Regions from separate parts of the Homo sapiens genome. Here region 1 is linked to region 2. The links are chromatin contacts, found by Hi-C or POLR2A ChIA-PET in ENCODE. All regions are on one chromosome and are shown on one strand. The core of a region is the stretch at or near the end of the contact, and the rest is flanking DNA. Distances in the headings are between cores, read along the strand shown.

Evidence for each region. A loop is a pair of places that touch in the nucleus more often than their neighbours do. ChIA-PET counts read pairs that join two places held with the same protein, here RNA polymerase II (POLR2A). Pooled maps may share reads with other maps.
Region 1: a map of ascending aorta shows a loop between it and region 2 (2.5-fold over the local background). The contact joins two enhancer-like sites. A Hi-C loop is called at or near these places in 1 of 168 maps with a recorded cell type or tissue (ascending aorta) and 4 of 50 pooled maps. POLR2A ChIA-PET finds 5 or more read pairs at or near these places in 1 of 52 experiments (MCF 10A).

What each region holds. Positions count from the first base shown.
Region 1 is chrX:43,699,780-43,705,836 of GRCh38, reverse strand. The region is part of intron 3 of MAOA (monoamine oxidase A); the gene reads right to left. Among named protein-coding and RNA genes, the nearest start is that of MAOA, 47 kb to the right of the region's middle. Within about 2 kb of position 2,501, at least 4 of the 41 ENCODE cell types and tissues checked have a DNase peak (open chromatin) inside an H3K27ac peak, as active enhancers do.
Region 2 is chrX:43,587,099-43,593,592 of GRCh38, reverse strand. No RefSeq gene overlaps it. Among named protein-coding and RNA genes, the nearest start is that of MAOA, 66 kb to the left of the region's middle. Within about 2 kb of position 3,697, at least 3 of the 41 ENCODE cell types and tissues checked have a DNase peak (open chromatin) inside an H3K27ac peak, as active enhancers do.

The DNA.
Region 1 (6,057 bases), core at 1,252-3,751, 110 kb before region 2:
TGTGCATATCTTTTTTTTGGCAAAGTATCTATTCAAGTCCTTTGTCCATTTTTGAATTGGGTTGTTTGTCTTTTTATTATTGAGTTGTTAGAGTTCTTTATATGTTCGGAATACAAGTCCTTTATCAGATATATGATTTGCAAATATTTTCTCCCATTCTATGGATTGTCTTTTCAGTTTCTTGATGGTATACAAATGACAACACTTCAAAAACTTTTTTTGATGAAGACCAATTTATCTATTTTTTCTTCTGTTGCTTGTGCTTTCAGTATCATCAAATAAATCACTGCCTAACTCACAGAGATTTATTATTTTTTCTTCCAGGAGTTTTATATTTTTAGCTCTTATAGTTAGGTCTAAAATGAGTTAATGTTTGTGTATAGTGTGAGAAGAAGTCCAGCTTCATTCTTTTGCATGTGGATATCCAGTCGTTCCAACAACATTTGTTGAAATAACTTATTTTACTTTTTGCACTGAGTTGTCTTGCTACCCTTGACAAAAATCAATTGGGCATAAATGTAAGGGTTTATTTCTGAAATCACAGTTCTACTCCATTTACCTATATGTTTATCCTTATAGAAGTACACATTGTTTTTATACAAGTACACATTGTTTTAGCACACTAGCTTCATAGTAATTTTTGAAATCAGGAAGTGTGGGTCCTTCAAATTTGTTCTTCTCTTTTAAAACTGCTTTGGCTATTATGGGTCTCTCACATTTACATATACATTTTAGGATCAATCTCCCAATTTCTGCAAAAACTGTCAGCTAGGATCTTGAAAGGGATTGTGTTAAAAACGTAGTTCAATTTGGGAAGTATTGTCACCCTAACAATATTAAGTCCATGAACACAGGATGCCTCCATTTATTTACATCTTTAATTTATTTCAATGTTATTTTGTAGCTTTAGGTATATAAGTCTTGCACTTCTTTGGTTAAATTTATTGCTAAGTATTTTATTGTTTTTTGATGCTATTTTAAGTGAAGTTGTTTTCTTAATTTCATTTCAGATTGTTCATTGCTACTGTATTAGAAATAAAATTTATTTTTGAATATTGATCTTGTATCCTGCAACCTCGATGAACTTGTTTAACAGTTCTATGAATTGTTTTAGTCAGTATCAGGATTTTCTATATACAAGATCACATCATCTGCAAATACAATTTTTCTTTTTTTTTTTATTTCTTGCCTAAGTGCCCTGGCTAAAATCCCTAGTACAATGTTAAATACAAGTGGCCAGAGTAAATATCTTTGTCTTGCTCCTGATTTTAGAAGGAAAGCTTTCAATCTTTTACCATTGAGTATTATGGTAGCTGTGGGTTTTTTGTAGATGGCCTTTATTAGGTTGAGGAAGTTCTCCTCTATTCTTAGTTTTTCTAGTGGTTTTATCATAAAAGGATGTTGAATTTTGTCAAATGTTTCTGCTCCGTCTATTGAGATGATCACGTGCTATTGGTCCTTCATCCTATTAATATGGTGGTGCATTACATTATTGGATTTTTGTATATTAAACTAACCTTTCATTCCTGGAATAAATCCTACTTAGTCATGGTGTATAAACCTTTTAATATATTGCTAGATTCAGTTTGCTAGTATTTTCTTGAAGATTTTTGCATCTCTATATAGGGATATTGGTTTGTAGTTTTCTTGTGATGTCTTTGGTTTTGTTATTCGGGATAATACTGGCCTCATAGGATGAATTGAGAAATCTTTCCTCCTCTTGTATTTTTTTGGAAGAGTTTATAAAGAATTGGTATTAATTCTTCTTTAAACTTTTGGTAAAATTTACCAGTAAAGCCATTTGTGTCTGGGTTTGTTTCTGTGGGAGATTTTAAATTACTAATTCAATCTCTTTCCTTATTATAGGTCTATTCAATTTTCTATTTATTCCCGAGTAGTTTTGGTAATTTGTGAACCTAAATCTCTAAAAACACTTCCTGTGATAGCATCTCTTACTCTGATCTTTATAGGTGTTATATGAAAATAGTTTCCATGGTCATAAGTCTGGGAAATCCTGGTTTGTGTTCAATAGTCTTTTTTTATTGCCAGGCTTCCTAGGACTCCTAATTTGTTAATGGGCATCTTGACTATCAAAGACAGGGATAGGATATGGAGCACTTCCAAAGTTTATCTGACCACCAAATGCCCTGTTTTTGCAAAGTATTTTTAAGATTAATGTTGCTTAGAAAACACTTGAGAAATATTCCCCTAGGCATTCTTCACATTCTGGCTTGCACTGGCAGAAGTATGACATAACACAGGAAAATATGCGATGAAATAGAAGCTGTGACAACCAGAATGTTTATTTTCCAAATGTTACACATGGGAATACAATGTCATTTGTATCCCTTCTGGACAAAAGGGCACATCATTCCACAACAACGAGGAGAAAGGAAGGAAATTGCTTGTATATCTAGCTAAAATTGCAAGTGCATCATGGGCTTCATGCTGAGTTTCTGCCCTTAGCCCGTCCTCCTCGTAACAAGACAGTGCAGTGAGAAAGTACATAAGAGCAGGTAGAGAGGGGCAAAGGGCAAAGCAGAACTTCTTGTCAGCTAAGCTGTTAAGTGAGTGCATCCACCTTGTGTATCACAGTGTCTGGGAGGATGTGGCCCTGCCCCCTACTACTAGATGAAGTTACTTCAGTGATGGCTTTATAACCATGATGGCAGAGATAGGGTGATGGCATGGAATGAAAGGGTGGATGAACTAAGAGCCATTATACTCTTAGCACCATCTTCCCAGCATTTAAACATCAGAATAGTATTTTTTTTTTAATCTACAGATTAGGAAAAGTCACAGATACTCAGGACTACTCGACTGGTGGATGCTCAAATAATTATGTCAATTAGTGACTGCACCCATGTCTGTGTCCCAGGGTCCACTTTTGTCACCCACTGCTGGTCCGCAAGTGTGAGCCACAGTGATTTCCTCCCATTGTCTCTGAAGCCTGATTTTTTTTTTCAGAGACATTTATCTGCTAGATATGGCTATGGAAACTAGGCTACTGTGTACTTTGGCAAATATACAAAATTAAATCTCAGCCCAAGGTTCAGTGTGTATCATTTGAGTCTTACAAATTACAGGAGAGCTATGGGAATGAAAGGTAATAGAATAGTTTACTAATCATTCTTTTTGTTTGAAAAACCTGACATGAGAAATTTTCTGAATGAAAACGATTCAGTTTCACAGCCTTCAGGATCAAAGCATTCACTACACTGAACTATAATTAACTCTCAAGTTTTCTGTGATTCCATCAAGAATTTTCTTCTTCTGGTTACATAAAACCCAAACACAAAGCAAAAACTAAAATGAAGTGTTATGAAAATAGTACTGGACTGTCAAATATCAGGTATTGACATTATTATCATTATTTGTCTCTTTTCAGTTTGAAGCTCTGTGTTTGCAAAGGTTAGTAATTAACTAGGCTTTTATGCCTGTCCCTCTTTCTCTCTCACTTCTGTAGGACCTTGAACCACTCTCATTATTATAACTTTCTCTTATCTCTAAAGTAGGAATAACTGTCACTTACTAAAACTCTGTGGCCCAGCAGGTTTTCAAAAGGTATCTGTTCATTGAATTTGACATAGAAATGAAAAAGGTTTGAGTCTGCACGTGATACAGAGGGTTACATGGCAGCATCGATCCTATTAGGCAGCAGGATGAGGCAATGACAGAAAAGGTTTTCTAGCTGGCTCAACATGTGATCATGAGACAACTGAATTTCCCTTCTTCAGGAAGTGCCCAGAATGGACTAGATATGGGATTCATTGGACGTTAGAGGCTGTTTAAGATTTCAACTGTTAGAAGGCTACTTTGCAAAAGTTTGAAAATTAAAGATCAATGATTGAGTCTTTTGATTGGAGTAATGTGCATGCCACTGAGGTGAGGACAGGGGTTGCTGAGAAGAAATAGGAAGGAAGTAGAAAGCAAGGAAGAAGGAGGAGATTTTAACCTCTGAGAGGCAACTACATTTTAACCTGAAAGGTCAGAACCTCCAGGAGTTCAGTTATTATGGAGACTAGAGCAATTTCTCTTGAGGAAGCTGCTCATATAATGTTTAATTCCATTCACAAAGTTCTTTTGGCCATTAACCCAAATACTGAGGCACTACATGATTATGTGTGATCACAAAGTCCCTCAGCCTGAGTGTGAGAGAAATCCTTTGTGTCTGACTTAACCCCCTTTCTGTGCTGCCAGTGGGAGGGTGATGCTAGGTTACTTCTCAATGAATGGTTAGAAACAATTCCTGTAGTGAATTAGTCCCTATTAGAAATGAATGGAAGGAAGATGAGAGGGGTTCTGTTGGATGGATGGTGGCGACAGTGGCACAACAATGTGGATGTACTTAATGCTACTGAATTAACTGTACACCTAAAATTGGTGAAGATGATAAATTTTATGTTAGTGTACTTTACCATTTTTTAAGAAAAAAATCTAATAATTAACTTATTTTGCTATATATTGGGTTGTCACTGAGTAGGAACTTTATATTTTTGAAACCAAATCTGAGATGTAATCCTGAGAGTTTATAGGAAGAAGGAGCCTCTGAGAGGAGATGGCTAATGCTGACCTAGCTCTCTAAACAGTGCAAAGCTTTAAGAGGAATTCTGCCATTAAGCTCTCTGGGAACTCACAAGCAGCAAATGAAGTCTTTCCAAAGTGAGGGGGAAAAAAGAATGAAAGTTACTAAAAACTATTTTTTACCAGCTATCTTCATATATCCTTATACTGGATACTGGATAGATCAAACTGAAAATATGTAAACATTTTTAGCCTCTCTGCTTTTAAAACCTACTCAGAATTGTGATTGAGAGAAGAAAGCAATCCCTTCTGTATTACCTCATTTCTATCATCAAAACAGAATTTCTTATCATGAGCACAGGCCTGTAACTACTTGCCTATCCTTACCTAACTGGTGTTTTTGTTTTGTTTTGTTTTTCTATCTTCTACCCTGACTTATCCAAATTTGTAATACTTATCAAGAACCACTTTAAATCCTTTCCTTTTTTGTTATTTTTAAAATCAGGCAGGATATAATGGTATAACATAAAATACTGGCCAATACTTGGGCCATACTTTGAATAATAAGTTTACATGGATCATTTAACAAAAATAATATATAGCCAGCAATTTCAAACCATGCCTTAGACCTCCAGATTTAGTATTTTAACAAAATAATAGAATACATCTGTGGTCTTCAGCCTGCTGAGCCTAACTGGGACACACTGGGGGCTGTTTAGCTGCCAGGTGCTCACTGAAGGCCAGAGGACCTCTCAGACTACAGCTCAGGGTGCAAGAGAAGAGAAGCCACCGTGCCACATACAGCTCCCATGTACAACCACTGTGAACTATGAACTGTGAACTGTGAAATATAAACTGTGTCACATACAGCTCCCATGAACGACCACCCCCATATCCACAGGAGTCCCTGTTTCCAAAGGGGCATCTTACAACTTCAGAGCCTGTTGGGATAAAGTGATTTTGTCATATCTTGGAGCAGTTTACTAGAAGGGTTCACAAGTTAACTTTGGAATAAAAAACAAGGTGATGTAACCCACAGAACACTGGGCTTAGAGCTGGAAAGCCACACTTTGGCTCCTACGCTCTCTGAGTTGGGAAAAATAATGCTTTTTACTCTGAGGACCATTGGGAAGCTCAAGTGAGGTAAAACATGTATAGGTACATTACAGGTGGAAGGCAATATTAATAGCATGGCATCAGGAGGGATGAATTTAGGTGTTTAAAAGAAAGGAGGCAAATATACAACAAGCAACATCCCTACAAAGACTTCACACTTTCCGCTTCTTGAGTTTCCTTCTGAGAGAGGTTGAAAGTGAAAATGTATCTTTCTTTGAAGATAAAAGAAATATCTTCTGTGAGTTAGTATGGACAAGGTACTAAAAGAAACTTAAAATGAAATGTCGCATATCCAAAAGAAATTCTATTATAAGCCATGGGTCAAATTCTATTAGAAGTGAGGGGTTATATCTGGTAAGCATTAAGACAAACTCTGCTTTCTACATGGCCTGCTGGCTAAAACCAAGTTTCCCTCTT
Region 2 (6,494 bases), core at 2,448-4,947:
ACTGAGTCACACGGATGGCTTAGTAATGGAGCTTGCAAATAAATAAAGCTTAGCCTAGAGGCTTTAATGCTCCTTTAAACATCAAGAAAGGCTGAAGAATTTATTGAGGAAGGGGAGTAGAAAATGTTAGCTTTAATACATCTCAAACTAGAGGCAGGAACCTTCCAATAGAGAGTAAATAATCTATCATCTGTAAGGAAACAACTAGCAAAAGGCCATCTAGCACAAAATACTCCCACCAAGTAAAATACCCACCAAAGTCTTTTACAGGGATCTTCTTGTTACGACATCATAATGAATCCTTAGCAGGAATGCCTCAATACAAAGGTGTCAAGGATGTTGCTCAGCACCACTAGGTTTGCCTAAGCAGGCACTCTAGCCATCAAAGCAGAGTGCCACAGTGTGTGTCGATGGAGAACTCCCTGCCTACAAATTAAACTTCAACATTTGTCCCACATGCCAATGAAGTAGAAGATGAGCTTTCTTGGAAGGATCATTTGCAAGAGGAAAGTGCTAACAAGCTTTCCAGTAGTGAAAGTTTTCCCTGACAGTTATAGTCCTCCTGAGGCCCTTTAGATGGACTCCAGAATCCAGTGGCCCTAGGGGTGGAAGTGAGACAGGCAGGTAGTAACAAGTCTTGCAGAGTCCCACGTTCTTTCCCATCGTGAACAAAGCTCTGTTTTTAGAGATGTTTCTCCTCTTCATCAAAGAAGTCTGTACTGGATGCTGCCTGGAAAATTCCCTTATATTGCTGAATTGACTGTAGAGGCTGAATAGCTGACAGAGCAAGAATACATCCAGCTCTTGGAGGCTAGCCATCACCTTGTGGAGCACAATGCTGAGAATACAGTAGACTTTTTTGGTTAATAAGCTTTTATTTTGAAATAATTTTAGATTTAGAGAAGGGTTACAAACAAAATACAGAGAGTTCCTGTGTACCCTTTACCTGGCTACCCTTAATGTGAACATCTTACATACCGTGGTGCATTTCTCAAAACTAAGAAATAAACTTTGGTATAAACATTGTGATATAAACCACAAACTTTATTAGAATTTAATTAGTTTGTCCTACATTAGGCTTTTAATGGCTCTGATTTTCCAATAGGAATACCTCTGAGCCAAAAGTTAAAAAGGGCCATGCGCAGTGGTTCACGCCTGTAATCCTAGCACTTTGGGAGGCTGAGGTGGGTGGATCACCTGAGGTCAGGAGTTCAAGACTAGCCTGGCCAACATGGTGAAACCCCATCCCTACTAAAAATACAAAAATTAGCCAGGAGTGGTGGCGGGTGCCTGTAATCCCAGCTACTTGGGAGGCTGAGGCAGGAGAATCACTTGAACATGGAGGGCGGAGGTTGCAGTGAGTCGAGATCGTGCCACCTCACTCCAGCCTGAGCAAAAGAATGAAACTCCATCTCAAAAAAACAACAGCAACAACAACAACACCACCACCACCACACACACACACACACACACACACACACACACACAGACACACAGAACAAAAATTAAAAGGGAGCACCTGTTTGATAAGGTCAAAAGTGAGTCAGTATTCAACCAGCCAGTCAGAAGGTCAGTTTATATAAAGAGGGTAGCCAAACACCATTTATGTTTTCTGAATGTCATAAAGGTAGGTGCTCCTTCATTCTCAATTGCTTTGATCTTTTCATTAGGCACAATAGTTCTTCCTCTAGTTAGCCTTTTTCTAGTTTGCTGTTTTCATTTCTTGACAACTCTTGACAGTCCGGTTGAGTAACAAGTGGTTTGTTAACTGTGAGAGCAAAGAGCTGATTTTACTTTGTCCTTGGTCAAGATGAAACACGTGAATTTTGCAGTATAGTCAATGCATGGAAATTGTAGCAAATAACTGGAAGAAAGTACTAGTAGAATAATTTAGCAGAAAGAACACTTAAATGCTTTTTGCTTTATCTTACTCCAAACTATTTTATTCTTTTTTTTTTTTTTTTTTTTTTTTTTGAGACGGAGTCTCGCTCTGTGGCCCAGGCGGGAGTGCAGTGGCGCAATCTCGGCTCACTGCAAGCTCCGCCTCCCGGGTTCACGCCATTCTCCTGCCTCAGCCTCCCGAGTAGCTGGGACTACAGGCGCCCACCATCACGCCCGGCTATTTTTTTTGTATTTTTAGTAGAGACGGGGTTTCACCGTGTTAGCCAGGATGGTCTCGATCTCCTGACCTCGTGATCCGCCCGCCTCGGCCTCCCAAAGTGCTGGGATTACAAGCGTGAGCCACCGCGCCCGGCCACTATTTTATTCTTAAATGAGATTAAGTTTCTACATCTAACTCTGATATTTGCCGTTCAGTTCTAAACTACACAGTTCTCCCAGCCGGGCGTGGTGGCTCATGCCTGTAATCCCAGCACTTTGGGAGGCCGAGATGTGCAGATCAACTGAGGTCAGGAGTTGGAGACCAGCCTGGCCAACATGGTGAAACCCTGTCTCTACTAAAAATTCAAAAATTAGCTGGGCCTGGTGGCGGGGACCTGTAGTCCCAGCTACTCAGGAGGCTGAGGCAGGAGAATCGCTGGAACCTGGGAGGCAGAGGTTGCAATGAGCCGAGATTGCGCCACTGCACTCCAGCCTGGGTGACAGAATGAGACTCCATCTCAAAAAATAAATAAATAAGTAAATAAACTAGACAGCTCTGCTTGACTAACACAACCACTTGGGCCAGATGAGAAACAAGACATTACAATTTTCTTTGAGGTACTTTGTTTTTTAGAGACTATCACTGTATGAGGCAACCATAGCACAAGGCTTTACATTCTTGTTGGCTTCTGTTTTTTGTTCCCTCATATGCCAATTCTCTTCTGAGTACAATTAATTTAAAGTGTTGGAGCTGTGAGCTTAATCAAGAGGATTTTTCAGAAAACACCCTAAAAACTTCTAAAAGTGATTTCCTACTATGTACTCAGAGAGCTAAGAGGGAAATTTTAGGGGTCCACCACTGGATTATTTCTGTCATAGTAGGACTTATCTTGAAATTGGTGTTCCCTGGCTTTCTTCTTGGATTTAACACTTGCCTCAAATAGACCAGAATCTTGGCTCATCAGCAATAATATTTTACATGGTACAGTGCTTCATATCTCACAGTTTTCCCATTTTTGTTCTCACTTCGTTGTTAAGCATCTGTGGTCTGATTATCACTCATCAGTGAGTGATCTGTGCTCTATGGCTTAAATAACTGAAGCTTTAGATGTGCAATTTCTCAAGGATACAGAGTTAGTAAGTGGCCAAGTTGAAATGAGACTGCTTATTTTTTTCTAGCCAAGCAAGTTTTTGGTATTAACTCAAAACCAGCCTAAGTTACATCAGCACTGCCCTTCATGTTCCGGGGAGTCTTTGTGTGCTAACTCCTCTCTAGAAATGGTCTCACATTTTAATCATATTTCAATGTCAGGGACTTTTAAATGTTGTTTGTCTTTGGCTCTGAAATCATTTGGCCAAAATTAATCTAACAGTGTGGAGCTTTCTTTGTTTAATGAAACCGAGAAAGAGGCAATAATAAAGGGCTTCTCATTGTCAGCAAAGGGTTAACTATTTTAACTCCAGTTGTTTTCACTGGAAAGGTTTTTCTGTTGTAATATAACTAGAACATCTAGTTCTGTTCTATTCTGACTACCCCTCCCTTTTCTAGACTCTTGCTCAATCAGTTACCTTTATAACTTTTCCCTAGTGTAACTTTTGTTTACATATGAGTTTGCCTTTCCAATACGGTTAGGACTCAAGTAAGCTTTTTATCCTGGGTTTCCTCATTTGCAAAGCACTAACGACCTCAGGTTTTCCTGCTTGCAGTACTGTTAGAACTTAGACCTAATGAGAGTTGGCAAATACTTCATTTTTTTAAAAACATTTGGCAAACAAATGAGGAGCACTGGAAAGGCCCTGCTTGAATGTGATATAGTAAAAATTAGCTTACATTCAGAAGGTAAAAATCTGCCTTGCTATTCATCAAGTTGGTACAATCACCGATACAAATAAAGCCAGCTGTACATTATCAGGAAGGAATATGTTTTCAGGTCACTGCAGCTGTATATGTCATAAGCACCTCCTTCTTTAACTATTGTGTTTTTACTGAGAAATGTGTTCTCCAAAATCATAGACTATCAGAAACTTAAGTGTTTAAAATTAGAAGAGTAACATTAAATCACCCACTCTTTTTTTTTTTTTTAACAATAATAACAGTAATTTATTTTGAACATGATATTATATATTTGACCCCTTACTTTTTTCTTTGGATATGTGTGTGTTGGGGGAATGACATCAAAGACCTTTTAGTTTTTTTTTTTTTTTTTTTAATGTTTTTTTTTTGTTATTATACTCTAAGTTTTAGGGTACATGTGCACATTGTGCAGGTTAGTTACATATGTATACATGTGCCATGCTGGTGCGCTGCACCCACTAACGTGTCATCTAGCATTAGGTATATCTCCCAATGCTATCCCTCCCCCCTCCCCCGACCCCACCACAGTCCCCAGAGTGTGATATTCCCCTTCCTGTGTCCATGTGATCTCATTGTTCAATTCCCACCTATGAGTGAGAATATGCGGTGTACTCAAACAAATTTACAAGAAAAAAACAAACAACCCCATCAAAAAGTGGGCGAAGGACATGAACAGACACTTCTCAAAAGAAGACATTTATGCAGCCAAAAAACACATGAAGAAATGCTCATCATCACTGGCCATCAGAGAAATGCAAATCAAAACCACTATGAGATATCATCTCACACCAGTTAGAATGGCAATCATTAAAAAGTCAGGAAACAACAGGTGCTGGAGAGGATGTGGAGAAATAGGAACACTTTTACACTGTTGGTGGGACTGTAAACTAGTTCAACCATTGTGGAAGTCAGTGTGGCGATTCCTCAGGGATCTAGAACTAGAAATACCATTTGACCCAGCCATCCCATTACTGGGTATATACCCAAAGGACTATAAATCATGCTGCTATAAAGACACATGCACACGTATGTTTATTGCGGCACTATTCACAATAGCAAAGACTTGGAACCAACCCAAATGCCCAACAATGATAGACTGGATTAAGAAAATGTGGCACATATACACCATGGAATACTATGCAGCCATAAAAAATGATGAGTTCATGTCCTTTGTAGGGACATGGATGAAATTGGAAACCATCATTCTCAGTAAACTATCGCAAGAACAAAAAACCAATCACCCACTCTTGCCTAGAGTTTCTGAGTTGCTGTGACAGAGAGAATCAGCCTGGCATTTTAACCCAGGTGCAGAAAAGTGGTTACAGAATACAGTGTTCCACATCTATCTTAACTTTGTAATCTTCAAGGACACAGGAGCTTGTGACTACTTTGCAGACTGGTTTTGATGCTGACTCCCTTACACATTGGTCTGCTTTTCCTTGAGCCCATTACTTACCTATACTGTCTTCTCTCAAACCCTCAAATAACCACCTTGTCCTTTGGGGAGAGTTGCTCTCTAACACTCCTCTGTTGTCCAGTCTTCCTTATTGCAATGGGTCAATAAACCTGACCTTGTTGAACTATAGGTTTGTCCTTGGTGGTTTTAGCCTGTTGAGCTAAGATTGGTGGTCAATAGGTTAGTTGGTTTTCCAGAAAAAAAAAAATTCATTCAGAAAGCACCAGTTTAAGAATCTTTCTCAGGGAAAGAGACCTGAGTCTGTTGGATGTTGCTGTTTCAGGTTGCTTTCTAAGTTGCCTGTCCTCCTGCACAACTGGTTTAATCTCCCAGCTATGAATGAGGAAGAAGTTCTGGCCAGGCGTGGTGGCTCACACCTGTAATCCCAGCACTTTGGGAGGCAGAGGCAGGTGGATCACTTGAGGTCAGGAGTTCGTAGACTAGCCTGGCCAACATGGTGAAACCCCATCTCTACTAAAAATAAAAAAATTAGCTGGGCATGGTGGCACACGCCTGTAGTCCCAGCTACTCAGGAGGCTGAGGCAGGAGAATTGCTTGTGCCCAAGAGGCAGAGGTTGCAGTGAGCCAAGATCACGTCACTGCACTCCAGCCTGGGTGACAGAGCGAGTCTCTGTCTCAAAAAAAAAAAAAAAGTTCTAATACATCTTGACGTAGGTTTATTTGGGAAATGGCATTCTCCAACAAACTTCTCAGTATTGGCTATAACCTGGTAAGGATCTTAAGTAACGAAATGAGTTAAACTTTGGAAGGACAGCTTCACTCACGATATAAAGCCTTTCCTTGGCCACACACTGCTAGGGCTCCATGCCTGTGACTGCTAAAAAGCTAAAGATTACTGTTGGCAATTCCTTTGGTTTTCTCTCTGTTCTGTGTTATTTCTCATCTTATGTCTGCAAACAAACTAAAAAACGTAACTACTTTTCCTATTCATTCTTTAAGTCATTCTAAAAAACCTTGATTCAGACTTTCAATTTTTTCCCACAAGTGACTTCCTCTACCTCTTAAACACCTACATGCTATTTTACACAAGCCTCTTGGAGCAGAGTCTCAGGAAGATAACGC